Regions from separate parts of the Mus musculus genome. Here region 2 is linked to region 1. The links are chromatin loops, found by intact Hi-C in ENCODE. Cell type or tissue: left cerebral cortex. All regions are shown on one strand. Each heading gives the region's core, and the rest is flanking DNA. Links, peaks and the distances in the headings are about the cores only. Region 1 has its middle 52 kb from the start of Atic. Region 2 holds the start of Gm29822 (a long non-coding RNA gene).

Region 1 (15,597 bases), core at 4,303-12,302:
GGCCAAAGATTAGTCAGATCTCTAAGAAACCTTTTTTTTGTTGGTCTACACCTTTAATGCCAGCACAAGAGAGGCAAAGGCAGGTAGATCTCTGTGCGTTCAAGGCTAACCCTACATAATCTACATAATGCTATAAGCCAACTAGAGCTACACAATGATACCCTGGCTCAAAAAAAAAAAATCCTTCGAAAATGTAGGTTTGTTTGATTTTCTAATAGACAATGTCCAGCCTTAGTGATAGTTTTATATGGCCCCGGGGTATGCAGAGGTAACTAGAATAGGCATACAAACCCAACAGTTACTGATAATCAATTATAAACAAAGTGACTTTAAAGCAATTACTTGCTGTACATATAACTTTACCACTATTGTGAAATGAAGGCAAATTTGCATACTGATGAGATGTTTGTTTTCATTTATTCCTACATAAAGAACTAAATCATGGCTGAATACTTGATGCTGTCAGACATACAGCTTCTTCAAGGTTTCTCAGAGTTGACTGATACTTCACTTAATCCTCAATGCTGGAAACAAACTGCTGTGTAAAGGCACAGAACAACCAGAGAGCAGCACTTCGGACCATCTCAGAAAGTGTCTGGAAGCTTGGCCTCATCTCACATTAAAATTAATTGAATGATTTCTTTTTTGAAATTCATGTCCACAACTCAAAGGTCAATGTTAAAATCCAGCATAATGACACAGCAAAGTCCAAAAGTATATGCTAACGTGAAAGTTGGGGATTCATGATGGGAAAAATATTACAACTTTTCATCTTCCATAATTAAACCACTATGTTTCTATAAAAGCAGAAAACTTTGCATGTGCGATAAAAACAGTCTAATTTATACCATGGAATGGTCTCTGATGTGAGCAAAAGTGCCGCCATTGTATGGTGTGACTGAATGCTCGGTATAAAGTGTGCATGCATATGTATCAAAAGATGGCCTAGTCGGCCATCACTAGAAAGAGAGGCCCATTGGACACGCAAACTTTATATGCCCCAGTACAGGGTAACGCCAGGGCCAAAAAGGGGGAGTGGGCGGGTAGGGGAGTGGGGGTGGGTGGGTATGGGGGACTTTTGGTATAGCATTGGAAATGTAAATGAGCTAAATACCTAATAAAAAATGGAAAGAAAAAAAAAATAAAGTGTGCATGCTGTGTGCTCAGAACCAACGCTGAAGTTAAGTCACACAATGTACCACGGCCAGAAATACTCCACATTCGTTTTATTTGATTCTGAATTAGTATTTAACTGTTGCCCATTCAGAAGTCTTTGGGGGCGGGGGGGGTGGCTAGTGAAGTGGTTCTGTGGGCAAAGGTGTCTGGTGCCAAGGGTGACAACCTAAATTTGTTTCCCAGAACCTACATGGTGGAAGTAAAGGAATGACTCCTTAAAGCTGTCCTCTGGCCTTCACACATGCCCTGTGACACATATGTACACACACACACACACACACACAAGAGAGAGGGGCGGTAATGAAAATTGTATTGGCTAGTTTTGACTGTCCCCTTAAGGCAACCTGGGAGCTTCTGGAAAAGAAGACTTGTAATGAAGAATCATCTCATTCTGGTTGGCCTTGGGCGAGTCATCGGGTGATATCTTGATTGTTACTTGATGTAGGAAGACCTAGTCCACCGTGGGCAGCATCATTCCCTAAGCATAGAGCCCTGAGCAGTATAAGAGGGGAAAAAGCTAGTTCACAGCAAGCAAACCAGTCTGCATGCATTTATTTCTCTCTACTCTTGATGGTGGATGGGCTGTAACTAGCTGCTTGGGGCCCTGCCTTGACTCCCCTGCAACAATGAACTGTGACCTGGAATTGTGAGTCAAACAAGCTGTTTCTCCCATCAGTTGCTCTTTGTAAGGATATTTTATTGTAACAACAGAAAGGAAACTAGAACCTTAATTTTAAATAGTCTTTTACTATTGAGGAATTCTGTGTACCTGTCCCATTTGCATGATCCTATCTATATGTGGTCTTGTCCCACCACGTGGGAAGGGCAGCTCTCATTTGAAAGGAAGTAGAATTGGACAATCTCAGGTTAAGGAAGAATATTACAAGATTTTGAGTTCACTGTTTTGTAAGTGGGCTAGGGAAAATGTTTATTTGAGTGTATTCTGTACATGTTGGCAGATCTGACAAGAACCCAAAGTTATGGAGGGAGTTTCTTAATGTGTTCACTACAGTCCAACTTATCTTTATAAACTCTAGAAGAACTGAGAAACTATTCAGGGGCTTAAGAAAACACAAGTAATTGTATCTTTAAAGAGGTGATTGAGACAATTAACATCAAATAAATCACAAAAATAGTCTGCAAAATAATAGAGATAACAAAGTCAAACTGAACAAATAGGCAATGAGTACATGGCTTTATCAAGGGATTGTAAAAAATAAAATTAAAAGGTTCCTGCACTCAATTGTGAGTTCCTTGTGAGAAAAGGAATGGTCGGTCCATTTGAATTGAATAAAGCACCATACATGCGTCCACATGGAAAGAAAGACGGGAGGAGGATGAGCTAACACAGACCAGGAACACACAACAGTCTGACCAATGCCTAACCTTGTTTGATGCCTACTGGATTTCCACAGATTTATCTAAAACTATAAGAGCTGAGTATAATATGGTATGCCTGTAATCCCAGCACCCAGAAGGCTGAGAAATGAGGAGGAGGAGGAGGAGGAGGAGAAGGAAGAGGAGGAGGAGATGACAGAAAACTTAAGACAAGACATGAGGACTCGTCTATCACAATGAAAGCTTCCACCCCAGGTCTGAAACACTGTCCCCACCAGTCAATGATGGAGGACCTCCCCAGAAGGATTCGCTGGTACTTAGACTTTGATTTGGGTTACGTATGCAACTTATACATTATTCAGCACGGCCTGCTTGAAGCCTTGAAGCTCGCTCTGTTCTTCAACCCAAACTGACAATAGCAATGAGTTAAATCTGTGGGCAGTCAATTCTTATAACAGAAGCGTGAGATTGATCCGAAACGAAAGGAGAGTTTTGCTGAGATGCCAGAAAGCAATTCCTCCGGTCAATCTCCTAATCAAACAAAAAGTTCCTCTCACCCAGGATGCTTTTAGTAAAGGCAATGTTCTTGGTTGAAAATAGTGTTCATTTGATTTTAAAGTATAATCACTATTTACATTAGTTTTGAGAAAAATAACTGGCTGCCTAATTATGATATTGATGTTTTCTTTGTCTAATTGGGTAGGTCAAGGCACTAATTTGATTCACAGCTGTGGCATGTTTTTATAAACCTTGGTGAACTTTAATTGCTTATAAATATTGGATTATGAGGCCTTGAGTCTTCTCTAGGATGCTGCTTGATTCCATATGCTTTTAAATTTGACAATATGTTGTCCATTTCCTGAGAATCTTTCATCCTAAATGGCCCTGGGGGTGAGAAAGAAAGGAATAACACATATGGCTCACATAGCTACAATCCATTAAAATTTTTGCTGGTGACAGCAGCTAATGAGTTATTGTCAGAAAAAAATACTGTCAATGAGCCCTTTCTTCCTTAATAGTAAAATGGAAACACAAAGCCAGCACTGCTCAATGCCCCCAAAGTCTTGTTAAAAATGTTATATTACATTTAAATGGTGTTTCTGATTCCACAGCCAGCCCTACCATGAATGCAAATAGAAATGGTGAGAGACTGCTTGGAGTGGAGAGAAGGCTGGAGCTGGTGAAGTCTCAAGGACCTGGTAACAGAAGACCAAAATGGCTTCAGGCAGAGGCTGGCCACAGCCTTGTAACTAGGCAACCACTCCCGGAACTGTGTTCTGCATTCCCAGTGTGTGCAAATGGAAGCTGCCACCTCCACTGTGTCTGGGCATCCTCCAGGCAAGTGATATTCATCTACACTGACCCCAGAGAAACTGTGAAAGGCGACCCACAGTAAAGGAGAGAACCGTGCCTTTGCTTCTGAGATAGAACATGTCTCTCTGGAAGCCATGACCATTCCTCATCTCAGTCCCCTCAAATCCCCCTCAAAGTCAGCCACCAGATTGCCTCATCCCACTCTGGGCAGGGCACAACACAAAGCTGGCCTGTCAGGACAGACAGACTAGCTTCTTCTTGGTTTTAAACAGCTTTTACTCTAACACTAAATCCTACATGGCTCTCAGAGAGTATATATTCCTCAGTAACAAAGACACCTTCAAAGCCTAACTTGATTGCTTGCCACTAGTAGCTGCCTGCAAATTTTATTTTTATTAAAAGCAAGGGAAGTACATACATTTACAGTTTGGGTTTTTTGGTTGGTTGGTTGGTTGGTTGGTTGGTTAGTTGGTTGGTTGGTTGGTTGGTTGGTTGGTTGGTTAGTTGGAATTTGCTTGCTTGCTTGCTTGCTTGCTTGCTTGCTTGCTTGCTTGCTTTGTTCTTCTAGACAGGGTTTCTCTGTGCCCTAGCTGTCCTGGAACTGGCTTTGTAGATCAATCAGGCTGTCCTTGAACTCACAGAGTTCCAGCTGCCTCCCAAGTGCTTGGAATAATGACATGCCTATTGTTTGCTTGCTTGTTTCACCTTGAGGTAACCTAACAGTGATATCCAAAGAACTTGGTAGAAAAGGTCTTTATCCATCAACTGCTCCTTTTCAGTGCCTAACACATATAGATATTACATTTAAATCTCCTTTTGTAATAGTCTGGTTATGATTTTTAAGCAAAAGTCTCACAGAGTAGCCCAGGCTGCCTCCATCTCCTACTGTCAGGATTACAGGTCTATGCCGCCATGCCTGGCACACACTTCAGTGTTCCTTAATGACTGATACCATGTAGACATGACAGAGCATGGATAGATAAGGCCATTAAACTATGGAGTGCATCCAGAAGATGCTAGCTAAGACCTGGAGGAGATTGGCAAAGGGACAGACAGGACAATGCAATCCATGGTTGGGAACCTTCTAGTTTCCTTCCAAACAAAATCTCCACAGGGCAAAGCCGTGACAGGATTTCTTACTAGGGAAGAGCCTGAAGGTCTCAGTGGTGGGAAAGCGAGCACGTGAGGCATCTTTTACCTCTTCCCTTCCTTTCCTTCCCTGGGACTCTTGGCAGCTGAGTGTCCTGCTATCCAGTCTTGCTTCCCTGTTCTGATCCTTCCCTGGTGCCTCTCTTGAGCCTGTCCTGGCAATGCTGGCTGGCTGAGGTGCGGGCAGTCAGTGGTGTCCCATCTCTTGACTGTATCGCTGAGAACTCCTGCTCAGCTTCTCTCCTGAATCCCAAACTCCCGCGCCACGCTCATGACTTAGTTTGTCCATTGCAATGTCAAAGAACCCCTAAAGTTAATGCATTCAAATACCACTCCGGCTTTGCCTCTGGGCACACCCCACGCCGTGCTCCTAAGCTGCCCCTCCTCATCCTCACTGGTGGCCAACTTACCCAGGCTCAGCCTATGGGGCTATGCGTACCTCCTCTGTCACACAAAATGTTGAAGCCATCAACAAATCATGCTGAGATAAGGCATGATAAAAACAAATTCTTACTTAAAGAATGAGACTGCGTTTGATCCCTGGTTTTGAAAAACAAGTAAATGAATATGGTGGGCTACATCAAGATCTCTCTCTCTCTCTCTCTCTCTCTCTCTCTCTCCCTCTCTCTCTCTCTCGCACACATACACACACACAAAAGATGATAGATAGATAGGTAGATAGATAGATAGATAGATAGATAGATAGATAGATAGATAGATAGATAGATAAACATTTTTTGAGACAGAGTATCACTGAGTAGTCCTGGCTGAACTATGTAGATCAGGCTGTCCTCCAACTCACAGAGCTCTATCTGCCTCTGAGTGCTAGAATTAAAGGCATATCCCACCATCTTCAGCTGATAACATTTTTTAAAATGTTTTAGAAAAAATAAAGTTTCACGAGAAAACACATTAAACAAAATTAAGAAAGTTAGTTAACAATAGAGCTTCTTTTAAAGACCTCATACAATAGCAAGGGCTTGAGAGCCAGGTTCTCTCCGCCTATCTCCTGTACTTTTGCCTCTGCTCCGGCTTATCCCCTCGGTGCAGGCCACACGGAACTAGGATTTCACTTCCCCAAGCCAGGTCATGGAAACTACAACCTCTTTCCCCCAAAGCAAAGAACAAAGCCTTGAGATGTTGATGTTATGTTGTCTTTCGTAATCTGTTGTCTTTCTGACTTGGAGGTGGTCACAAAAATCCTCTTGACTGTCTTGCTGAGGTGGATAGCAAGACTGTGTCATATAAGTGGGAAGAAGGCAGGCCACACAAGAGCCCAAGAAGAAGCTGACAGACTTGGCCCGTTCCCTCCCTAACCTGCTACCTGTCAATCACATCATCTGTACCCATTTACAACCCTAAACAGTTGGCCTTGCTTTTCTGGGCTGATAAATAAAAATGGGCAGTTTGTATCATATAATTAATTATCCCCCAGGGAATCCAAGACGACACACAGCAGAGATCCCCCCCCCCCCCGCCCAGCTCATCAGAGTGTACTGTTCACAACAACCAAGTTATGGGATCCACTTGGCTGTTGTGGACGGATGTGCAAATAAAGGGCCTACATATACAGTGGAGTATTGCTCAGCCAAAGAACGCGATCTGGGCATTCACAGGAAAACGGATTGAGCCAGAGATCACCATATTCAGCAAAACAAGCCAGGCTCAGGAAGTCAGTGGCACAGATTTTCCCTCATATGTGAAGTCTAGATTTCTCTTTAAGACTTGAATGTAAAACTGAGACTGTTTGAGAACAGCAAGAGACCCAGTGAGAGGGAGAGAGCAGGAAAGATAAGCCAATGGGAATAGATATGAGCATATTATATACATGCGCAAAAAAAAATGTCAGAAACCTATTGTTTTGTGCAGTCAACATACAGGATTTTAAGCACACAGTTTACTTTGGCCCTCTGTCTTGGAAGATCAGATCAAATAAATTTACGCAAATGTCTTCTGCCTTTCTCTTGGTATGGGGTGTCTACTGTGACTCTTTATGATAGGCAAGAAGGAGTTCACAGGCTCTATAATGTCAAAAAGATAAATTTATTAAAAATTAGGAAAGGAATTAGTGAACGGGTAAGCATATCAGCTTTATAATAAGACCATTGGAAGCACCGCCCCTCGGAGGTCTGTAGTCTCCCTGGACTCTCAACATGCCCAGGGCTAGCCAAGGTAGTCAGTAGTCTATACTGTGTCACGCTGCAATTCATGGGTTTTCCAACCCATAGTTAGGAAAACTATGTTAACTTTGTATATCCAGGGGTCATTGTTGGACTTCAGGGCAGATAATCCTTTGTGAATTGTGAAGTGCTTTAGAAATATGAGTGGTTTCAATGTGGTGATGTGAATACTGTATTTCCATTGGCTTTTCGTGACTCTTAATTGGCAATTAACACATAAAAAGCCCTTGAGTAGTTCAAAGAAAATTGATTCTTCCTCCCTTAGCTGCCCACCTACAGACACGGGCAAGCAGGAGGAGGATGGAAAAGGTCCCATGAAATAGCTGCTTTCTGCAGGAGGCCCAACAGCTCAGCTCTCAGGATACAAAATGCCCACAGCGATCTCCTAACACTGATGTGGGATGCTCTCCAGTGATGATGGCAGACCACAATTACTTAAAATAATGACAGATGGATTTCAGACTTAAATGAAGATGTTGTCTTCGTCTATGTAAACTCAAGAATCAAACATCTTATTAATAAAGGTATCAACTAACTGATCAACAACAGATGTCTTAAAACTTCCATAACAAGAAAAGTAGCCAGCATCCAGCTGCAGGGTGACTCCATATAAATCTCTATCCGACTTGTTTTGCCCGTGCTTCCTGAGACTAGTAGCATTAAAGCTTGAACATGAAGGTTTTGAAACATTAGAAACTCGACACAAGCATCCATAAACAGAAATAAATATGTGAAGCTCATGCAAGCGCCCCCCCCCACCGTGTAAAAAACACATGCGTCAAAAAGAAAGGAAGGAAGGAAGGAAGGAAAGAAGGAAGGAAGGAAGGAGAGAGAGAGAGAGAGGAAAGAAAGAAAGAAAGAAAGAGAGAGAGAGAGAGAGAGAGAGAGAGAGAGAGAGAGAGAGAGAGAGAGAGAGAAAGAAAGAAAGAAAGAAAGAAAGAAAGAAAGAAAGAAAGAAAGAAAGAAAGAAAGAAAGAAAGAAAGAAAGAAAAGAAAGAAAAAGAGCTGCCTTGTGTTTTTAGTTGTGGTAGTGCCCTCTAGCGTTCAGAATGGTATCTGCAGTCTTATTAAATAGCGCAGAGCCCGATCCATGGATCATTAAACCTTCCTCCCCCCAAATGAGAAATCAGACTAGCAAGAGTATTATATCCGTGTTTTACAATGCTGCATCCAGAAAGACCATTTAGAACAAACTAAAGGGAATAAATCATGCACTGTGGTTAGAAAAGCTGGTTTAATGAAATTTCAACGTGAGGAAGAAAGACAACCACTCTGATTATAAAGCAGATCAAATACTTTTCTCTGTTAACCTTATCTTGGTGTGGGAGTATCAACTGTGACCTTTTATATGAGCAAGAGGAGTACAGCCCCTTTGTAAGCCTACAACATTAAAAAGAAATGTATTCAAAGCAAATAAAGAAGGTAGCAGGCAAGTCAGATCAAAAATGGAATTGGCGACTGGATCTTTTTCCCTGAATAAAAATGTGCACACACTGCTAACTTTAGGGGCTCATATCACACCTGAAGGCTGTGTAGCCCAAGCTAAATGTTTGTCTAGCAGTGTCCCAGCTTGTACCTGTCTGAAATTCTGATTTAAAGATAAAGATGGAGAATGATAGGGCGGTACACAAACTAACACTGGAGTTTCTACCTCGGAATAGTAAAATATGCAAATCATGGAATGAGGAACACTAAATTCACGATAGTCATTTCCTCCAAGGGGAGGGGAGGCTAAGAGATGGGGTAAAGATCAAAGACTGCCTCTCTAACACATCTATGCCATCAGTTCCTCCACAGCAGGTCAAGTGTATAAGGCTAGATAATGTATATGTACAAAGATAATTGATTCCCATTTTGTATCTTCCATTCTTGTTTATATATTTGACATTCTTTTTTAACCTTTTAAAAAATTAATAAAACACTAAATTATTCCACTTAAGTAATATCAGATAGGGTTTCATTAGCGTTGTAAAAAGTGTTACTATTATCAAACATACAAGTATAGTTTCTGAATAGAATATTTAATTCTGTATTGTACAAATTCACCAAGCAATAATTTAAATAAGTTAAAATATTAATCTTGAACAGACTATTGTTCTCTTCACAGAGTTCTTAAGAAGAAAGCTTTTATCTTTATGGTTATAATTTGATTTCACGATAGAAAAAGGGGAAATTCTTCTGAAACTAATGTTATATTAGAACAAAATTTATTATCGATCCATAGTCATTGTACTATAAAATATAATGAAAGTTTAGATAAGGTATTATTCTCTTTGGGGATCTCATATATAACAAAGTCAGCGTGAAGCCAGCTATGTCATTGCCTGAGAGCCTGAACCGAATTGCTGCTTAATTGATTCCCGCTTGTGGCTGCAGCAGCAGAGCCTCCCAGAGCATTCAGGGCTGCCTCTCAGCCCAGCCCATCACAATGCAAAGCAGCAGGGATGAAGTGGAACCCTAGGGAAATGGCGCAGCGCAGGCGCAGGCGCAATGGAAGGGAGGCTGAGCTGAAGGACCAGCTTCCAGGTCACCTGGGGGAGGTGGAGGGCAGGCCCAGACGCTCAGGGATGACCTCAGCACTGCCCGACTGTGCATTTTTTGGCTCCTGGAGTTTCTACCTCAAAGGTCAGGGCCTGCCTGGGCTCAGCTTTTCCTAAAAAAATGTTAATTTGTGAGGACCTGGTTAGCTCAGCTTTGGACCAACGAAGGACAGAACTCTCATAGTGGGAAAAAAAAAACGGGCAAGATCCTGTCATTCTCAGCCTGAAGTCTCCGGAGGAACTGGGTTCCTCAGGATTTTTTTATTTTATTATTTTTTTGACTTGTTCCATTAAAATGACTTCTTCCTAACCAGAAACTGTGCCTCCCAACACCAAGCGAGCTTTCATCTGTCTCTTGTTCCTGGTTTCCCATCCCCAGGCCACCCTGACCTCCAAAGGAAAGCCTAGTCGGGTCCCCACCTCCTCACCAGGTCTTAGTCACTTAGGCCTTTATTTATTTACTTACTTAGGGAGCTGGTATGCGAGATGGTATCAAACTCAAGGTCACCCATCTTGGCAGCAAGTGCCCTTTCCGTGCCGAGCCATGTCCTCCATCTCGGGTAGATAAGTAGATAGTTGCCTTTTTGCCACCAGAGTAAGAATATCTACGGGAAGATTATTTTCTTTGTTAGGCCATTGACAAAAAAGACACCCAAGAGGATGTCTAACCCTGTGTGTTCCAGCACACGTGTGCAGGTCTAGAAACTCCAGCTCAAATCACAGTATTCATGAGGTATGGGGTTGACCTCATGACCACTGCGTGTGGACCATGGGAAAGTTCATAAGTAAGGTTTGCCCACACCAGTGACTGACTAAGAACTTGGTGGTCATGAGTCCTGGCCTGATATCAACTCAATAATGACTGATATACACACTTAGAACAGCATAGTAATAAACACACACACACACACACACACACATATATGATGATTCAGACACACCCATTGTATAGTTCAATATTTTATGCCTTCCTAACTTCTAAGCTACCTCCCAAATCTTTCTTTTTTTTTTTTTTTTTTTTTTTTTACTTGATTGACAATGGCTCATATGTTTGGTTTCAGACTTTGGGACAAGGGATTGAGGTCCATGTCTTATACACCAAAGCAGACCTAGACGCCAGGTTCTCCCAGCATGCCTTAGTCCCTACCTGGCATACCCTGTCCCCAACCCTGAACTTTCCAGCCCAGGGGCTAGGTTGCCCCTCCCCAAGAGGTTTTTCCCTATATAGGGAAGATTATATTATATAATCTAGACATTTTGGTCTCTCACTCTGTCTTTCTTTCCTTCTCTCTTGTTCCCTTTCCCTTCTCCTCACTCTAAGGTGACTTCCCTGGCCTCCTTCCCTGGGGCCAGTGAGTTTGCCTGGGGGTTGGGGGGGCAGCTTCCCAATAAACCTGCATTTAATATATTTTAATTTGGCTTGAATTGGCTCACTTCACTGGCAGAGTAATAGCATCATGTCATGTATCCCCCAACTGGCCTCAGACTCCGATCACAGCCAAGGATGACCTTGAACTCCTGATCTTCCTCCCTCCGTGCTCAGAGTGGTACTATTTCAGGAGTACGTCGTTTCTGCTTTATTCTTGGGGCTTTGTGCATGCTAAGGTGCAAACCAAGCCATACCTCCAGCCCCAGAGTATGTTCTACTCATAGTGAATGATTTGTCCCCAAACCAACCCTGATTTAAAACTGTCACAGGCCACCATTGAGAAAAGCCAGGGCTAGAACCCAGAAGTGGTAACTGAAGCAGAAACCAAGGAGAAACATTGGTTCTCTCACATGTTCACCTTGCATTCTTAAACAACCTAGGCCCACCTGCCTAGGGCTGGTACCACCCACAGTAGGCTAGACTCTCCCATACCAATCTTTAATCAAGAAAATGCCGCCATAGACTTGCCAACAGGCCAATCTGGTATAGGTAATTGCTCAACTTAACAAAAGTTACCAACACAGGAAGCCAATGATCTTGGATTAATTGATCTATTTATTTCTGTGGGGGGCAGGGATTGATCTCAGGGCCTAGGACATGGTCTTGCCCTAAGCTGCTACCCAAGCCATGTCTTACCTCTCCTGAGATTCTCTTCTCATGGAGCAGAGCTAGAGATTTTAACAGTTCATGGGGTCTGTCTTCAAAAGTAAAGGGATACACTGTTGTTGAAAAATGATTTCCAGTTTGGAATGAGTGAAGTCACCCTGCAGACAATAATTCTCCTCTTTATCCCATTGGAACATACCAAGTGGCTGTCAAATTACTGATGGGGTTATGACTAACAACTAGTAGATAATTAGTAGCCAAGTAAGGCTACAGGGACAGTGTGACATCAAGCTTCTCTTAGTTCCTTTTCTACTGTTTGGTAAGACACAAGGACCAAGACAACTTATAGAAGAAAGAGTTCATTTAGGACGTATGGTTTCAAAGGGTCACATTCGATGACCATCATGGCAGGGAGCATGGTAGCAAGCAGGCGGGCAGGCAAGCATGGCACTGGAGCAGTAGCTGAGAGCTCACAATTTGAGATAGAACCACAAGGCAGAGAGAGAGCTAACTGGTCAGCAGTTGTAGAGCTTTTAGTTCCCAATAAAGGAATACTCCTGCCAGGAGACACAGCAAGTGTTCCCGTTGAACTGGGTGTTCAGGCTTCCCCCCCCCCCCCCCCGGTCACTTTGGGCTTCTGATTTGCTTAAGCCAACGGGCTGAGAAAGGAAGGGTGACTGCTCCAGATTACCAAGGGGAAGTCTGAGTGCTTCTCCACAAAGAGACAAGGAAAATTGTACAGGAAGGAGATGGATCCTTTAGAGCATCCCTTGCTACCACCACCTCCTGCGATTAAAGTCAATAGGAAACTACAACCGCTACCATAAGGCCCTAACCCAAATCGATGACTTCTACAGTTCTCCTTATGGAAATTCAATGCTTTGTAGCACTGAGCCTAACAGAGCATAACATTTTATTTTGGGTGGGGAAAAAATTGTTTTTTTATAGGTTTCTGTTCTTTCAGTGCAAGTAAATTCGCATTAGAATCCCGGCTTACACAGAACCTGTCTGGTACCTAGTAGTCTCTAAAACAAAAAATTAGTTTCCTTGGAAACAATTTTAGATGAGTTTCCTGTTGTGGCTTTAACAAATTCCCTTAAGCTTTGTGGCTTACTACAAAACAGCCTTGTTATCTTGCAATTCTGGTGGTCCGGAGTTCTAAACTCAAGATTCCACAAGACAGCATTTGTACCGGAGGCTCCTCCCTGAGAGGAGGAGTTCCTCTCAACAGGACATTGCTCAACTCCTATGGCAAACTGGATACCAGGGAATAAAAAGGAAATTCCACTAAGATCCTTAATGGTCAAATCGTCAGCTCTGTGAACTCTCACAAAATGAGCTTGACATAAGCAGCGCCAGGATAGATAAATAGAATGGCATCTGTACCTCTTGCCCCCACCCCCAGGGTAGCCACTCTCCTGATTTCCAGACATTGCACACCTGTTTTATCAGATGTAGATTTTATGGTTGCTTCCAAGTTTCCTGGTGGGAGCAACCACATAAGCATTATACCCTAACTTAGGGGAGACATGGCCAAGGAGATTTAGGAAATGTAAAAGATGCTGAGGAGTAACTTGGAATTGCAATGATGTCCCCATTGTCCTCTCACCTCTTTGTGAAGAGGACATGAAACAGGTGGATGTGATATTAGGGTTCAGGGATCACTGAGGGAAGACCCCAGATTCAGAGAGTCTGCAAGAACAAAGAGCGTTTAGTCTGCAGAAACAACCATCATGCAAGGGTTACCACTGCATCAAAATGGCCACGACCCCAGACAAAGATGCTCAGGCCTCTTTTATAGGAAATTGGGGAAACTTTCCAGAAGGATTAAGTAATCTCTAATGTGATTGGTAGGTGCCAAAGCCTTGACATTAGTACAATTTTGATTGGCTACTATGTTAGGGTTAGATAATCTAAAACCTCATTGGTGGATGTTGGAATGCTCCAGATGGACTGCATTCCTACGTCATGGATGATTAACCACAGAATGGGCTGCCCAGCATAGATGGCCTATCCTAAGATAAGATATCTCCCATTCATGTGGCTATCTCCAGGCTGTTCCTTGGGTGGGGAAATTTTCCTGTCTTGTTCCTGGACTTTGGGGTCTACTGCTAGAGAAGATGGCTTATGACCTAGTTTCATGGTCTGTCCCTGGCTCAATGACCTATGGCCAGTGCCTGGTGTGTCTGTGATGCAGCTGAGCTCACTACACCTGATGATGTCAATATATCCTGGCCAGTGGAGACCTCAACCATACCTTAGACATTTGCCAAACTCTGGGAGTGCCTGCATAAATCTTTTACCATAAATGGTAGGGAGGACTCTGTGGGAAGCAGGTGACTGTGGGGGTCCTTTGCCAGCCACCTTCTAGTTGCCAGGTTCTTTTCTGATCAACTGTGTCATGCAGGGAGCCAGTCCCAGCTCAGACCATCACTCTCTCCCTGGCCCATCCCAGGTCTCTGGTTCACAAAGGATAGGCCACTGGCAGAAGATGCAAGCAAATCTGTTTCCTTTCAGCCCTGCTCCTCTCCCACCCCACAAAAACCCACTCGGCCAGTCCAGGCCCAAGTGATCTAGAAAGAGAAGATCTCTCTGCCTTCCCTCCTCCCCCCTCCCCCAGTATCTCATCCATATCCCACTACACCTTCATTAGCTACAGCCTTGCTAGATGGGCTCACCTACTTCCCAGCCTTTATACAAGAAGAGAAGAGGATTAATAAGCAGGAAAAGGGACCAAGGACCAAGGGCCAGGGACCAGTGACAAGACGCTACCTGCAAAGTCAGACACCCTGATGTATCCAATAGCCTCTGGGATTAAGAACAATTAACACGGAGACCCTCAGTCGGCCAACCAATATGCAGAAGATACCAGACTGCGGCTGGCGTGCTCAGCCTGAAGTAAGATGTGCACACTCCGCACTCCCCTCCAAGACTCAGAGAACTTGACCGCAGAGGGAACAGAATGATTGTAAAAGCCAGCGACTGTGGGTGACTTCAAGGGAACAGTGTTTTCCGGACACAGTGGGGCAGTTGTGCATTTGAACTCACAGTGATTGTAACAGCATACACAATCCCTGCTCACGCTCATCCCAGACAGGACCCCAGCGCAGAGGTGGAGGCGGGGAGTGAACTTCCACCCACAGCCGAGGAGGAGCTATTGGTATTTGATAGCTTATGGGAGAGGGACAATCTCTTTCTCTAATAACGTGACCCTCAATAATGTGGCCACACTCCAGGGCAGGTCCCACTCCCAAGAGCAATTGGGCAACACAAACTGGACTCACTGAGCGGGAGAAGAAAACTAAAAACTGAGCGGGTAGGAGAAGAAAATGGAAAGGACAGATATGGGAGAAGGTGGGAAGTGAAAATGACCAAAATATATTGTATAAAATTCTCAAATAATTAATAACAATATTACTATTATAGAAGAATAGCATTTAGCCTACTCTTAGAGACAAGAAAGCGTCACTGCCCACTGAGATACGCCCAGAAGCTCCTGTACCACAAAGGACAAACTGGGACCCCAGCTTAAGGGACAGGCTATGGCCTCCTCATGGTACCTGTGAGCTAGAGAACAAGGCTAGAGAGGCAGCAACTGGAGAGACACCAGCTGTCCATCACCTGAAGCACCTACCATGCTGACTGTGTCAAGTGCAGCCTGGCAGCCCGTGTCTCCCACCACTGCTAGAAAAGACCCAGAAGTGGAACCCTATCCCTGTCTCAAATCCTGGCTGCAAACTCTATCTATTCCCTGGGGTGTTAGAATCGACCAGTGAGAAACCTGCTTCAAAATGAATAAATGCTGAATGGATTCCAAATTTGAACGAACCTGAAAGACTGCTATTTAAAAGACTAGAGAAGATAT
Region 2 (15,597 bases), core at 4,401-12,400, 1.7 Mb before region 1:
AACTGATAATCCTAGACCAAACGAGGCTCAGCAGGTGAAAGCATTTGACTTGGAAGCCTGATCCTGGATCCAATCTCTGGGACTCATGTAAAGAGGAGAGGGGGGAAACGGACTCCACAGAGCTGTCCTCTGACCTAGATAATAACACTGCTTTTTTTTTTTTTTTTAAGAAAAGAAAAGAAACGAAAAGAAAGGAAAAGAACGTCATTATTGTTAGATTTAAGTAACATCTATTGGCCTTTCCAAATTTATTTCTAGTGTGGGGGAGGGAGGAATGAAGAAAGCTTAGTTGAAGTCAATGCCATAAACCATCTTACATCCTCATTTTCCTTATGTGTTCCATGTCATTTTGTAAGTGGCAATGCTAATCTTCTCAGATAACTTAGGTGCGAACAGTAAATTTCAGTGTGTTAGGGGCCAGACACTTACAAAGCTTCTGAAACAGCATAGGGACTGAGGTCACCTGACTCTGCCTAGTCACATCTGGTAGCAAACACAGCCACTGCCACCTAACAGCTTAAGCGGAAAGGCTAATTTGCAAGGAGTCCCTGGCAGGTTTTCTCCAATGGCCTCTTTAGAAAAGTAGCTGCAAGAGATGTGATCCATTGTAGATCTTACTTAGAAACTTGAGCTCTACTAAAGCAAGTACAATATCTAGCTATCTAGCAAGACACACTATCGAGCTGGCTAAAAATAAGTGAATGGTCAAATTCAGGTAAATATTTTAATATTCAGTTAACAGAAATGATCATACTCAGGTACGTGGGTTTGGCTGAGCTGAGGTAGGTCATGTGTTCCAATGTGTACCACCCCACACATTAGTTGCACAATGGCTTTTACCCCTACAAAATTCAGGCACACACAGTGTCCAGGACAGATGGAGGTCAGGGGATGACTTGAGGATGTCAGGAAGCTCCAGTGAACCTTGGGAGGCCAGACTGAAGTGAGTCCTGAGGCATGGTGGCTGCCACCTTCAAGTGTGTGCTGGTAAGCTCAGCATTTGGGAGGCAGAAGCAGGAAGCTTACAAATTTGAGGCTAGCCTGGGATAGATAGAGAGCTTGGGGCCAGTCTGCGCTATGTGGTACTATCCCATCCAAAAGCAGGAGGTGGCAGGAAGAGTGGGGGAGGGAAGCAATAAGAAAACTTTGTATTGAAAAATGGACCATATTCATCTTGCGTTTTTCCCCACATGACCTTCTTAGCCACAGTGTACTGTTTGTCCCCCTCAGACTGCAATGCCCAGCCCTTGACATTTCAGGTACTGCTGTTTTAAATACTTCATTATTTTCTATTTTTTAAATGAAAGTTTTATTCACATAGTATGTTTTGTTCATGTCTTGCTGCTCCTCCAGCTCTTCCTGCCTACACACCCAACTTCATGTATGTTTTCTGTCTTACAACAACAGTAAATTAAAAAAAAAAAACAGTAATACAAAAGATGCTGAAACAAAACAAAAGCAAAACCAACTACTTGGAGGGTTTGCGTGTGTGTGTCTCTGTGTGTGCGTGTGTGTCAGTGGGGTATGTGTATGTATGTGTATGTGTGTGTGTATGTGTTTGTGTGTGTGACAGGCGTGTATGTGGGTGCATGTATATGTGTGTGGTGTGTGTTGTGGTGTATGTATGTGAAGTGTATGTGTGATGTGTGGTGTGTGTGTGTGATATGTTGTTTTGGTGTGTGTTGTGTATGTTGTGGTATATATGTTGTGTGTGGTATCTGTTTTGGTGTGTGTTGTGTAGTGTGTGTGTATTGTGGTGTGTGATGTGTAGTGTTTGTGTGTGATGTGTGTATGTGTGTGTGTATGTATGTGGGTAGTGATGATGATGGTGGTGGTGGTCAGCTACTCCCAGGCATGGGGTCTGTCCTGGACTGTGACTGAGGGACCTAGTGACACTCCATTGGAGAGAACTGTTTTTCCTTTCAAAGAAACTATCGATGGCTTCTTGGTTAGGGGTGGAACTCTGCCTGTACATCCCCTTTCAATGCTGGGATTTTCTCTGACTGAAACCTGTGAGGGACTTGTGCATGCTGCCACAGTGTCTGTGAGGTCATATGTGCCCAGCCCTTTTGTGTCTAGAAGACACTGTTAGAATCATCCACATGTCTCTTAAAATCTTTTAGACTTCTCTGTAGGTTCCTGAGCTTTGAGAACAGGAGTCTGATGAAGACATCTCATTTAGGATCGAGTGCTCCTACGTCTCTCACTCTCTGCACATTGTCCAATTGTGGCTCTGATGTTAGTTCTTATCTACTGCACACAAAAAAGTATCTCTCTTATGGGAATTGGGCAAGGTACTGACCTATGCATATAGAAATATGTCATTAGGAGTCATTTTGTAGATATATTTCTTTAGCAGAACAGTAGTTGCATATTTGCCCCTGCGCCTGAGATCCATCTAGTCTCAGATTCTTGGCCACTTTATCAGAGTCCATCTCATAGTGTAGGCCTTTTATCCTGGACAGACACCCAAATGACTACATCTTATCACAAAGATACTTGCTCATCCATGTTCATTTGTTGTAGTATTCATGATAGACAGAAAATAAAAACAGCTTTGATTCCATTAATTGATGAACAGGTAACGAATATGAGGTCTGTTTATACAATAAACTATTATTCAGCTATTAAAAAATTAAAATTTACAGGTAAATGGATAGGGCTGGAAACAGTCAACCTGAGTCACGTAACCCAGACTCCAAAAGACAAATGGTGCATATTTTCTTCTCTATGCAGATACTAACTTTTAGATTTTCCATTATGTATGGACAATCCAGATGACCACAGAACTTAGACACATGGATGGGACAGGGGGCTAAGAGGATCTACCAAGGGATAAGAAACCCTCCAGCAGTTATAAAGTGATTCTAGTGGAATTCCAAATAATGGGGGAGATGGAGTCACAACTGGCCATCTCTTGTTACCAAGCAAAACTTCTAGTACCTAGCCTGGGCTACATCCAAATGAGTTATTGGCCAAAGTGGTCCCATGCAAACTTCTAAACAACACAGGACGCTGCCAAGGCAATAGATTGCTCATCACACACTAAAAGCAAGGCTCCATTACCTCATTGAAGAAGGAAAAGGTGAGCTGGTGTCTCATAGATTCTCCACCTAAGTGTTCCAGTGTCTTTAGTATGGGAATGTACATTTCAGGGTACCAGAAGAGAAACAACCATCAAACCAGACATACAACTATTGGTTTATGGTCTGTACTGCCTTCAAAATCTGCTAGGGCAATGGTGGCACAAAGCAGGTGGAGTAACCAACCAATGTCCAATTTGACTTAAGGCCCACTTTACAAGGTGGAACCCATATCTGGCCTGATATAGTTTGGGTGACAAACAATCAGAAACTAGATAGCCAGGAGACCTGGGATAAAACTAAATACTCCTGGTCTAGAAAAATAACATACCAATACATTATTCCTAATGATATTCAGCTATATGTATAGATCAATACCTTAATCAGCCATCACCAGGAAAGCTTCTTCTGCATCAGTGAGGACAAATACAGAGACCCATAGCTAGAAATTACTGACAGAGAGAGAGAGAGAGAGAGAGAGAGAGAGAGAGAGAGAGAGAGAGAGAGATTGGAACACACAGCTCTAATTGGGATGTTTCCATCAAATCCTTTCCCTCAGAGCTCAGAAAACTTTGTGGAAGAGGAGGTGGAAAGAGTGTAAGAGCCAGAGAGGATGAAGAACCAGGAGAACAAGGCCCTGTGAATCAACTGAGCAAAGCTCGTGTGAACTCACAGACTAAGGCAGCAAGCATAGAGCCTACACACGTCTGCACCAGGTCCTCTGCTTATAGATTAAGGCTTTCAGTTTAGTATTTTTAAGGGATTCCTGAATGTGTGAATGAGTGGGTCTCTGAGTCTCATAAGGTCTCTTGAGGTTCTTTTTCTTTTGTTGGATTTCCTTGTTCAACTTCGACGTGACGGCATTTGTTTTGTCTTATTATATTTTGTTTTGTTAATCTTCAATTGTTTTCTCTAGAAGCCCCTTATTTTCTAATGAGAGACAGAAAGACCATGGAACTGGATGGGAGGGGAGGTAGGGAGGAGCTGGGAGGAGTAGAGGGAGGGGACACTGTAATTAGGATTTATTGTACATCTTACTGGGTCCATGGTCAAAAGAAGTCTTATGGCCCCTCCAAACATTGCAGGCAATATATTGTCAAGGCTGTTGGCTGCTCTCCGCAGCCTGAGGTAAGAACCTGTAACCGAGGACAGCATTTGCTTGTGTTATTGAACATAGAGAAGTCAAGCTGGTGACCAGCTAGGCTTTACCCATACTGATTAGCACTCACGGCTCTGGCAGGTACTTTCAACATTACCAACCTAGAAACAGAGTAGATATCATCAATATCACCCAGCTACAAATCCTGCAAAGCACAATAATGATCTGCTTGTAAGATATGCTGGTGCAGTAATGCCCCAAACACTATGAGAGTAACCAACTGCCCCCTCCTCCTTTTTTTTTTTTTTTTGAAAATTTCCTTATTCTCACATCCTATGTGTTGGGTAGATACTGAAGAGCCAGCAAAACATTGGTTAAACAGGCAGAGTTAAATAGAAGGTAGGTAGCAGATGGAGCCCATGCAGGTCGAACAATCTCAAACTCAAGAGAGTTCTGGTGAGAAGAGCTAGCAGAGATTCTAGGCAATCAGGCAGGCCATTTTAGGTCCACGGTGTTTAGAAGAAAGTTTCAAGTGTTAGCAGAGAGTTGGAGGGCTAAATGAGCTCTTTATTTCTTGAATATCTAGCATCCTGGCTGAATACTGTGGCTCAGGCTCTACTCCTGATAAGTAATCCAGCTTGAGGTCAAAGATAAGACTTTGCTCTGAACTTAAGGAAGGCATTACTAATAGCTTTCTATCTGTCACCAAAGATTTGTCCTCAAATCAAATTCTATAAGTCAAAACCTAGTTGGTTGTTGAAAATGACTCACAAACTATTTAGGGATAGGAACAAAGTTAGAACCTGTTTTCAACTTGAAGTCTAAGACCTTTGATACCATGTTCAGAATGAACCAAAAATGAAGACTATCATGTTTAATATTGATTTTTGACAAATTCAACTGTTACTAGCATTTCATAACTATGAATAGAACTAATAATTACTGTCAGATTATTGAGATATTGTGAAACAATTCAATCACATGGGTAGCAAAATATGCATGTGTTTGTCTTTGGAAATACTAATAATTAACTGATTTTCTGAATGCTGTCTATGTCTGTCCTTCTGACTATATAGATCAGGAAATTCAGAGCAGGAAAATTCCATTTTAAGAAAATTATTTAATACAAAATATTTTCATGTATAAATCACATAGATAAAAATTCCTTTTTTTCTTTTTCAAAATTTGACATTAAAAATGCTAAAGATTTTTGGTCATCTTTTAAATGTTGTTATTAATTGTCCTAATTATGAAGTTCTTTGAATCAATAGTTTACATAAAATAAATTTGTATTTTATTAGACAATCTGGCCATTAATTCAAAGGTATTGATCTTCTCTCTGGTAATAATTGCATCTGTAATAGTCCTATTATTGCTTTATAACCTTTAATGTGAGCATTGACATCTTGTTCCACACATGAAATCTTTTTATTCTTGGAATTATTTTACCACAGTCTTGCAGAACTTTCACAAAATGAACAGATTTCAAATTGACGAAAGCTTAACAATGGGGTGTATTTGAAGTTTCCACAAAACTCATCAGAAAATCCATTTGATCATGTCCAGTGTTAGAGTGTGCCTGCACTAGGTAGCTCTAGGCTTTATTTGTTTTTAAGCTGATATAAATAACAGATACACACACACACACACACACACACACACACACACACTCATGCAACCTTTGGACATTCAGTGGCTCATGACATCAGTGCTACACTTTAGTACACTTGCCTCAACTGAAAAAGTAGGGTGGGCATTCTAAGAAGGCGTCTGAAGTGCCTACAGGAAGTGGCATGTGTTGGGAGTTATTATATAACAAAACAATGCCAATTTAATGCTTCCACTACTGGGAAGACAATGGGCCAGGAAATGATTTTGATGAAATACACACGACTGACAGAGGAGTCAGATAATTCACAGGTAAAGAAACATGTCCAGGAAATTATTTAAAGATGTAAAAAGAGAAGGGTAAATATGAGGTGACACCTGTATTCAAGAAAACATTTATGCTGTGTTCTTTGAAAGAATAGCTCTACTGGCAACATCAGCACTAAGAATAAGCAAATACAGATGTCAAGCCTCTAACCTAGGAAGAACCAGGCCCTGCATTTTAATAACGTTCTTTAGGTGGATTGCAAGAACGCTAACGTGAGAGTAAAATTCGGGAAACCTGCTTTTGACATTAACAAGATTAAAATGCACACCTTCAAATGGTCTCAAAATTACTTATGAAAATTTTCTCTCCTGCTTAAACTCTACATTTTAAATGGACACATGTTTGGAGTCTGATTGTGTATTTATTTCATTCCTTGCTTTTTCTTTCACAAGATATATGATCAACAAATTATTTATAAAAGAGTACTAAAGCACCCAGTTACCTAAGACGTGGTTCGTTATAATATTAATGTACAAGACATTTTTTAATGGATTGAATAGCTTTGGGGGAGGTTGCTCTAAGAATCACATCCTCGGTTTTAAATGTGGTCCTGCGCATTATCCTTCAGAAGTTAATCAAGCTTCGAAGTCTTTCTCGAACTAGGCACTAGTGCCACAGATGTGTTCAGTTTCTGTAAAGGAATTGAACCACGTGATCATGTGAACAATTTTGTAAGGATAATAGTTTCAAGTAAAGTTTCTCAAGCCAATAAACATGTGTTCTTAATAACACTTTAATATGAAATTCTGTTATATAAAAATGATGCCAATTTAACAATGTATCCACTACAGGCAAGGGTCTCAGAGACTTTATCTCAAACGGCCAGAATCAAAGAAATGTTTTGGAAAGTGTCTCTGATGTGACTTAAGACGAGGATAAAATAGTCTTTATGGTTTACTTATCTCGGCACACCCATCTACCATGCATGGTATATTACAGCCCCAAGATCTTTCCATTTAATTTAGTTTTATTTTAATTTTCTCATTATCCAGCTTAACACAGTTTACCCAGTTGTCTTTGCTGCAGACACTTTTCAGTACTATCCAGAGAACCAAAGTCCACCACTGGGAGCAAAACGATGTCATAGCCACGGATGACATCATGCCCATGGACATTCAAAGAGCAAGCTATTAGCTTGGAAAGTAGTCTTCAAAGTGAGTTCCAAAATGATTTTGGACAAAAAGGATATATATCTTTTTAAAGAATATAGGCTGTCCTTAAACATTTGTTCTTACAGTTTCCATTTGCCAGGTTTGGTGACCCATGCTGTATCCCAGTGCTTCAGAGGGGCTGGCAAAGTACCAATGGTTCAAGGCCACCTTTGACTAAATAAGAAATGTGAAGTCAGTCTGGGCTATGTGAAATCCTACATCAAGGAGACAAAGAAAACTATAAAAACCAGACAAATAATCAAGGTTTCATATTCATTAAGGCTTAGGAAATTCTTACATATTTGCCAAGATACTTGTTTTATTGTCTCAAAAATATGTCATATGACTGAAGGAGGTAGAAAAATCTCAAATTCAAATGGTGCACCTTTCTCTTTTAATTCAAGATGAACCCTTGAGGCATAGGATAAAATAAGATTAAATTGATTACTATAAAAATGATAGAAGGTTCTAGGTCAAGTTGGTTATTGGAAACAAAGTCACTATCATGTTTCATCAACTCTCAGGACCCATTGCCAAGGGTTTTCATTATACACAGGGCATGAAGCACTTTATAAATCATGGGATCTGTTGACATTCAATTACATTCTGCCTTATTAATAAGAACTGTGGAATGTTTTCAGGTGTCTGCTCACCATAAAACCAGCCTTTCCTTTCACAAGGCTTCTCTTTCCCACATGAAAAATTTTCGTATAGTGCATTTAAGCATCTAAGGTACAAATCCTGATAATTTTGAAATGTTTAAAACTGTAATTTTCCTAGAACCTTCAAAATCAGCACCTGCCCATGTGCTCAGGAGCTGACTCACCGGTTCAAATGTGAAGAAAGACTTTGTTTCCCCCAAGAACACCCAGTCCACACATACCTCTATTTTCCGTGCATTTTTTATGAGTCTGTCCAGAGCGTCTGTAGAATACTTTGGAAGCTTTCAGGAGGCGGACTGCCTGTCCGCAGTCTTGTAACTGTCAAGTCACTGTCTCATCAGAACTAAATCCCGCTGAATGACAAGAGTCTATATATTGTCACTCACTCCCTTGTAATGAGGATTCATCTTCCTTTCTATTATAGACATTATTTTCCAACGGAAGGATTCTTATATATGGCTTTCGGATCAGCGTTCTGAAGCACCAGCCACAGGCTTGTTAGCTCTCAAGCACGGACTCTGGGGCTGTGGTTAAATCCCTGTGCATACTTGGAAAAGTATTACTGTTGTTATTGTTCTTAACATAACTGTCCTTATGTTTACTCCTTATGGATCCTGGTTATTGGGAGCTAAAAAATTCTCTCTATAATTTTGCAAACAGTAGAAGAGAGGGTGCACGTGACAGACATTTTCAAGACTACTCTAGATTTTATGAACCATTGCTATGAAGTACATGACATTTTGAGATCAGTAAACATTAGGGTCTTCTACATATCCATAGATATGTAAACATATACCCATGCCTGAAGTAGCTCGTATTTATGTAGGAGTAAATATTTTAATTGAATTAGATCTCAAATAATCTGTTTTTTAAAAAAGTACTTGAGGCCAGCCTGGTCTACAGAGTGAGTTCCAGGACAGCCCAGGACTGCACAGAGAAATCCTGTCTCGAAAAACAAAAACAAAAACAAAAACAAAAACAAAAAAAACAAAAACAAAACAAACAAACCCAATCCAAATAAACAAACAAACAAAAAAGGAAAACAACGTACTTCAAACCTCTCATGTTCACTAATTCCTTAAGGTAGAAATATTTATATATGGCCACAAGGCGGCGCTAATGATCTGCGAATGTCAGTAATGTACTACAGCTATAAAGTAATTTGGCAATTATGTGTACATGTTGAATTATTTGCTTCTGCTGCTGCTATCAACATATTTCTCGGCAATAAATACCAAATTTTGCAATAAGAATAAAATAAATTTCTTTCAATGCCCACAATACAATATTGTGCTTTCTTTAGAAAAAAATATTTTTCTACACAGAAATCCTTTAATGTCTCCACTTTAAATGCTTGCTACTGTTCTAAGCACTCAATACATATGTTTTTAAAGAAGTAAATAATAATTGTCTGAAGTCCAATTTAAGAAATGCAGTGGAGCTGTAAAAGTAGCTAAGGAGGTACAACACTTGTCATGTATGTCTGAAGACGTATTTAATCCCTAGATGGAAGGAGAGACCTGACTGGACAAACTTAAACACACACACACACACACACACATACACACACACACACACACACACACACACACACACATCACATCACATCACACCGCACACACTAATAATACATAAATAAAACCACTGCTAATGCCTAATTCATTTTCTATGAAATATGACATTTTTATCAGAGACAAAAGTAGTGGTTATTCTTTTCATGTCAATGAGTGGCCTTGAATAAACTTTTCTTTTTCTTCTTCTTCTTCTTCTTCTTCTTCTTCTTCTTCTTCTTCTTCTTCTTCTTCTTCTTCTTCTTCTTCTTCTTCTTCTTCTCCTTCTCCTTCTCCTTCTCCTTCTCCTTCTCCTTCTCCTTCTCCTTCTCCTTCTCCTTCTCCTTCTCCTTCTCCTTCTCCTTCTCCTTCTCCTTCTCCTTCTCCTTCTCCTTCTCCTTCTCCTTCTCCTTCTCCTTCTCCTTCTCCTTCTCCTTCTCCTTCTCCTTCTCCTCCTCCTCCTCCTCCTCCTCCTCCTCCTCCTCCTCCTCCTCCTCCTTCTCCTTCTCCTTTTCTCCTTCTCTCTCTCTCTCTCTCTCTCTCTCTCTCTCTCCCTCTCCCTCTCCGTCTCCGTCTCCGTCTCTATCTCTGTCTCTGTCTCTCTTTTAAACTTTTGGTTGAGACAGAGTTCCCCATTATGTACCCCAAAGTCCATGCTGATCGGGACTCAAAACGTCTTGCCTCACACAAACTGGGCCACAGTGCCTAATACAATTCTCCATTGCATCCCTCAATATATAAAGCCCAGAGAGAGTGTGCTCAAAGATAACAACCATTAGAAGATTTCCAGATGGTAAAAATTTCAGAATTTGAGGGGATTAAAGATTATACTTGGTTTGAATTTTAAAACAGGTAATTATTTTCAACCTTTGACTTTGTATACAAATGCAGAAATCACTACTGCAATTTCATCAAGAGATACCACGAGTGCTTTTTTTTTTACTTCCAGATTAAAAATGCAAAGAGCTTACCGAGGAAGGCTGGCACTCCTGGCCTTAAAACTGTGCAGTTTAATGAATCCCAGGGTGTTACTAACATGCAGAAAAACTTGCTTATTTCCTCTTCCTCTGCCCCAGTGCTCCCACACAGTAGGGGTCAAAGTACCATCCCTTTGCAGAGGAGAATTCCGGAGGGTTCCAGGTCCCCATAAACTGAGCAAGTATTCTGTCAATATTGACTCATCTGTAGAAGGTCCTGTGAGCAAAGCAGAGAGAAGCCTTTGAGCTAAACCTGGTGTGTTAACACTCCCCAAACAAATATGGTTGCCCTTGGACAACTCCACTGCGCCCCTGCCCTCCAAGAGTGCCCGCATCAGAGAGTACCTTACACGCTTCCCTGTGGAGACCCTTCAACGACTTCCTGAGATGAAAAGCTGCCCTTCCCTGAGCCTGTGCTCTTACTGGAGTTTATCTTTCTACAGTGTTTTTTTCTATGATCATAGACAACCCGAGGGAATGTGTATTTGTGGGCCCCTGGATTGCGTTCACTCTGAAACCGGTCTGTACATCAGGGAGGTTAAAGAAGCCAAGCGCCTTCAAGTCGAGACTGGAAAATTGTCACCATCAGCCCTGTTTAATCAGAATGTCCTCATGACTAATAGTCTATGGTAATACAAGTTTCCTTTGACATTGGAAGATTTAAGTGAGGATTTCTTCTTTGTGACAGCTGGTGGCAACGATCTCATCGTGCGAATAGAAACTGACCTTCCAAGCTCTGGGACCGTGGGTACGATGGGAGGACCTCACACAGAGAGCGGATCTGGATGTTGCCTTCAGGCTACGAGTCTGACGTCTGGGCTAGGACTCCACAAACACTGTGAGCATCGCTGATTTAGGTGTCTGGACTTTGTCCCGACTTTCAACCTGGGCTACGAGTTCCAACTGGCTGGTCTCACGAGACAATCCTTCTCTGTCACACACTGCTTGCCTGCATACCTTACTGCTTGCTCTTCAGAGAGTTGTTCTGACTTCCCTGGGTCACTGTCTGGTCATTGCAACCTGGAGATTTAGTTAAATGTTTCAACATTGACTTCAGTCACTCCCGGGGCTGACAAATCCCAGACCACCCGTTCTTGAAGGCCATCACTCATCTCCAAATCTTGTTGAAATGAATTATGTGACTCTTCACAGCTGTCACACCTCGCTACCTATCTGTTTAAGCACCATCTTTCTGCGTGGTGGAGTTCCTTGCATGGCTGCCCTGTGCCCATAGTAGTAGGTCTATTCTCTCCTAGCTCCAGAACTGACCGCCTCTTTCTACTCCAGCATCAAAACCCAAACTCAGAAGTGTTGTTCTTACTTTTTCTGGGGTCATCACCTGTAAACAAGGGCTTTCTCTACTCGGGCATCTTTGTTCATCTCGGTGGCTGCTTTGTCTTAGTTTCAAGACAGATCTTACTTCCCTGGGTTATTTTCTGATGTCTTAAACTAGTTTTAATCCAGGGTGCAAGTTACTGATAAGATGGGAGCCAGTTACAGATCAGTAACTGAATTAGGTCTCCTGTCTGCCTTTTGTGTTACGGAAATGGGAGTGTTGGTTTTCCTCTAGAGAAGTTGACATCTAAGTGGATTCTCATAGGCCATTCACTGAGAATATCCTCTTAGTAGTAGGAAAAAAATAATTGGTAGGAAACAACAACTTTGACACTCTTGGACTTTCTACTGTAGCGTAGAACAGATGTATCACCACGGGAGATGATGCTAGGGACCAGGATATAAACAGAACCGAGATGAGAAAGACACGGAGCTGGTAGCTCACTTGTTTACGTCAACTTCTATGACCTGCAGGCTTGGGGGAGGGTCCTGCAAGGATGCACAAAAAATAAATTTGTATTATTAGTATTCCTGCATTCCCGAGTAATGTTTTTGCCCGAGGTTAGAAACATTAGGGAAAATCAAAGAAATCGCTGACTTGGGAAGATTCCTGAGGCACAAAGACCTGGTCTGGAATGATGAAAACATGTATGCCTCCTCGGGCAGCAAGCAAGAGATGCGGCGCTGGATGCCAGGGATATTCTCATGTGTGACACCTGGGTAGTTGCTCCGTTTCTAGTTAGAATAAATTCACCCTGTCTTCTAAGGAGTTCTTCAACTGTTAATCTTGTCACATGACTGACAAAGAGGACCGGGAGAACAATGCTTAAGCATTGCTCTGGGGGTTGGGTGGTTCATTTCCCTGGGGTCAGGAGCTAAATGGGGTAACACAGCAAGCATATATTGAATGGATATCCTAGGTAAGCTGCCCGGTTTTCCTATTCCTCAATTTTCCAATCTGTAAAATGGAGACCTAGGCACCTAATACAGATACCATGATGAGTTTAGTCCAAGTGAAGGGTCTGTGTGTCCGGTAAGGATAAGCATTTAGTATGCAAGGTGATCTGAGCAATATTTACCTAAGGATGTTACCATAGAAGGATACTGTTTACTGGGTGGCTTCCCCTGGCTTGCTCAGCTTGCTTTCTTATAGAATCCGACTCCCAGCCCAGGGATGGCACCACCCGCTATAGGCCCTCCCACCCTTGATCACTAATTGAGAAAATGCCTTACAGTTGGATCTCATGTCGGCATTTCCTCAAGGGAGGCTCCTTTCTCTGTGATAACTCCAGCTTGTGTCAAACTGACACACAAAAGCAGCCAGTACAGACATCCCCAGGACGAGTGTGTGTGGGGGTGGGGTGGGGGGGGTGGGGTGGGGGGGCACTAGTCATCAGGGTAGTTGACGATCTTATCCACAAGAAAGGGAAAACTCGTTGTCAGAAGCATGCGGCTGGCTTTTTCCTCCTGGAACCACCACATAGGAGCTTTGGGCCCTTCACAGTGTCCTGCACTTACGATGGAATATGCAGAGCATAATGAACTCTCAATATTTTAAAATGGTTATCAATCTTTCAGTGTTTGAGTGTGTATCACTAGCTTAATAACCATGTGTAGAACTCTTGGTGGCATAGTGTATGTTTTTAAAATGTTGTCTTTGCCTCAAGTCCATTTCCTTCCATTTTTATGTAGCTATGCCCAAGTTATGTCTACGAGGGCTTTGTGATTTATATACCAAATGCAATTTATCGTAAGTGTACCTTTTAATTAGAGTGCTGCCATGTAGTCTATTTATTCAGGGACTTCGAGCATCATCTCTTCTATAGGACAGCTGATATATAAAGTACATTAATGGAATAACAATTATCATTTAAAACTCGTTATTGGCATTGGTTGGAAGCAATGTAGGAAGCACATTATAAACACATTCATGTTCGCCATTTACTATCTTTTCCTGGGCTGTTGTCTCCAAATTTAACAAGGAGAATTTCATTGCTAATTAGATTTAGAAAACAGTCTGGAAACTAATAGAAACATAAATTTAGGAGGAGGGTGCAATTAGTTCAAAACCACCCCTGAAATCTTTATTACTATTGAATAGGATGATATGTGTTTAATATATATATATATATATATATATATATATATATATATATATATATATGTAATATTTTCAGAATGGTCTTAAGTAATAGCATGTACAACATAATTTGTAGCAAAAGAAAAAGATGCCCTTATCTATGTGGAAAGTATGCATTTAAAAAATTTTTAAGAGGTGCTATACCGGTTACCAATAATTTTAAGATTTCTGTCAGTAGTGGCTCATGGCAGACAGTTTGAAATGATCGTTGCTCTATTTGGACAGTAGATGGCGCTGTTGCCATTTTCCAACAATACGCTGAGTCAGAATGGGCTCGGCTCCAGGATGCAGACTTTTTCTTTTTTCTTTTCCCAATTAAAGCAAGAAGACTGCCATCGGAGAATCAATCTTGAAAGTCATTATGAATTCGAAATGAAGTCTAGGTTTCATTCTTTCCTTTCGCACCTCTGCCATAAAATGCTCCTTCTTGCGGCCTAAGCTCTTTCCTGTATAATGACTTTCTTTTGAATGATTTCAGAGCTTTTGCTGGCGTAAGAGAACAAAGTCTTTCATAGACAACGTTGAGAAAAATCTATCTCTTCGTGATTAGGATAATAAGCCTCTGTACTTGATTTTGATATGTATTATACGTCTGCTGTCGCCTTATGTGGGTAGCATGGCGGTGGCCACGTCTGCCACAGGCAACTTTCCGATCTCACTGGGATGATTACCCGCGTTTACATTTTATTACGAATTGTTGAAATGACCTCCGGGCCAGCTCTTTTGTCATTCCCAAATCCATTTGCGGCTATGTTGGATTCTAAAACACACAACACAACAATGAGAGCAACAACAACAAAAACTTAGTTGGCCACTTTGAGCCGTGCTGAGTGTCTCTATTGTCTGTGTTGATGTGGCTCGTCCATTAGTGACTTAATGGATTGGGAGCTTGAAAAGGTAGATGATACTGACAGGCGCAAATGGATTTCTAGGCGTTCCTCTAATGTTCTCTCACGGGAACAATGAAGTATCAAAATCCCTTCTTGTGATTTTGGCTTTGGTCCTATCGAAGTTTGTGGTGCTAGAACTTTTTATTCTTTTTCGGTGGCGGGGATCTAGGATGTTGTCTTTCTAGGATGGAGAGGATGAAACCCTGCCTGGATAAGAAGGTAATTTGGGAACAGCCCACAGGAAGTGCTCTGGATCTGCTAGACTTGCACTTTTGCTTTCTCTCAACTTAGAAAATTGACAGCTGTCATTCATTTCTGTCCTGTTTACATGAATGGGATGGTCTTCCAGGTATCTGGGACTCCTTTTTTTTTTTTTTTTAATTAGATATTTTCTCTATTTACATTTCAAATGTTATCCCATTTCCTAGTTTCCCCTCTGAAAATCCCCTATCCCCTCCCCCCTCCCCCTGATCCCTGATCCCCAACCCACCCACTCCCATTCCTGGATCTGGCATTCCCCTGTACTGGGTCATAGAGCCTTCACAGGACCTAGGGCCTCTCCTCTGCTACATATACAGCTAGAGTCACAAGTTCCACCATGTGTTTTCTTTGATTGGTGGTATAGTTCCAAGCTCTGGGGGTACTTGTTAGTTCATATTGTTGTTCCTCCTATGGGGCTGCAAACCCCCTCATCTCCCTGGGTACTTTCTCTAGCTCCTTCATTGGGGACCCTGTGCTTCATCCAATGGATGAATGTGAGCATCCACTTCTGTA

What was found. Peaks named below come from ENCODE experiments on the same cell type or tissue, not always from the same donor. Only the 100,000 strongest peaks of a DNase experiment are listed, where the experiment ranks them.
Region 2: a loop joins it to region 1, with 4 times the contacts of the local background. A loop is called at or near these places in 9 of 42 quality-filtered maps.

Annotation. Positions count from the first base shown.
Region 1 is chr1:71,497,845-71,513,441 of GRCm38, forward strand. No RefSeq gene overlaps it. Among named protein-coding and RNA genes, the nearest start is that of Atic, 52 kb to the right of the region's middle. In left cerebral cortex, for the core only: a CTCF peak has its summit at 8,226 (motif pointing left); DNase peaks (open chromatin) are centred at 8,226 and 9,610.
Region 2 is chr1:69,776,279-69,791,875 of GRCm38, forward strand. It overlaps Gm29822 (a long non-coding RNA gene), which reads right to left and starts at 11,311. Exons shown (of 3, transcript XR_373478.2): 1 at 11,185-11,311; 2 at 10,453-10,675. In left cerebral cortex, for the core only: a CTCF peak has its summit at 9,035 (motif pointing right); a DNase peak (open chromatin) is centred at 9,046.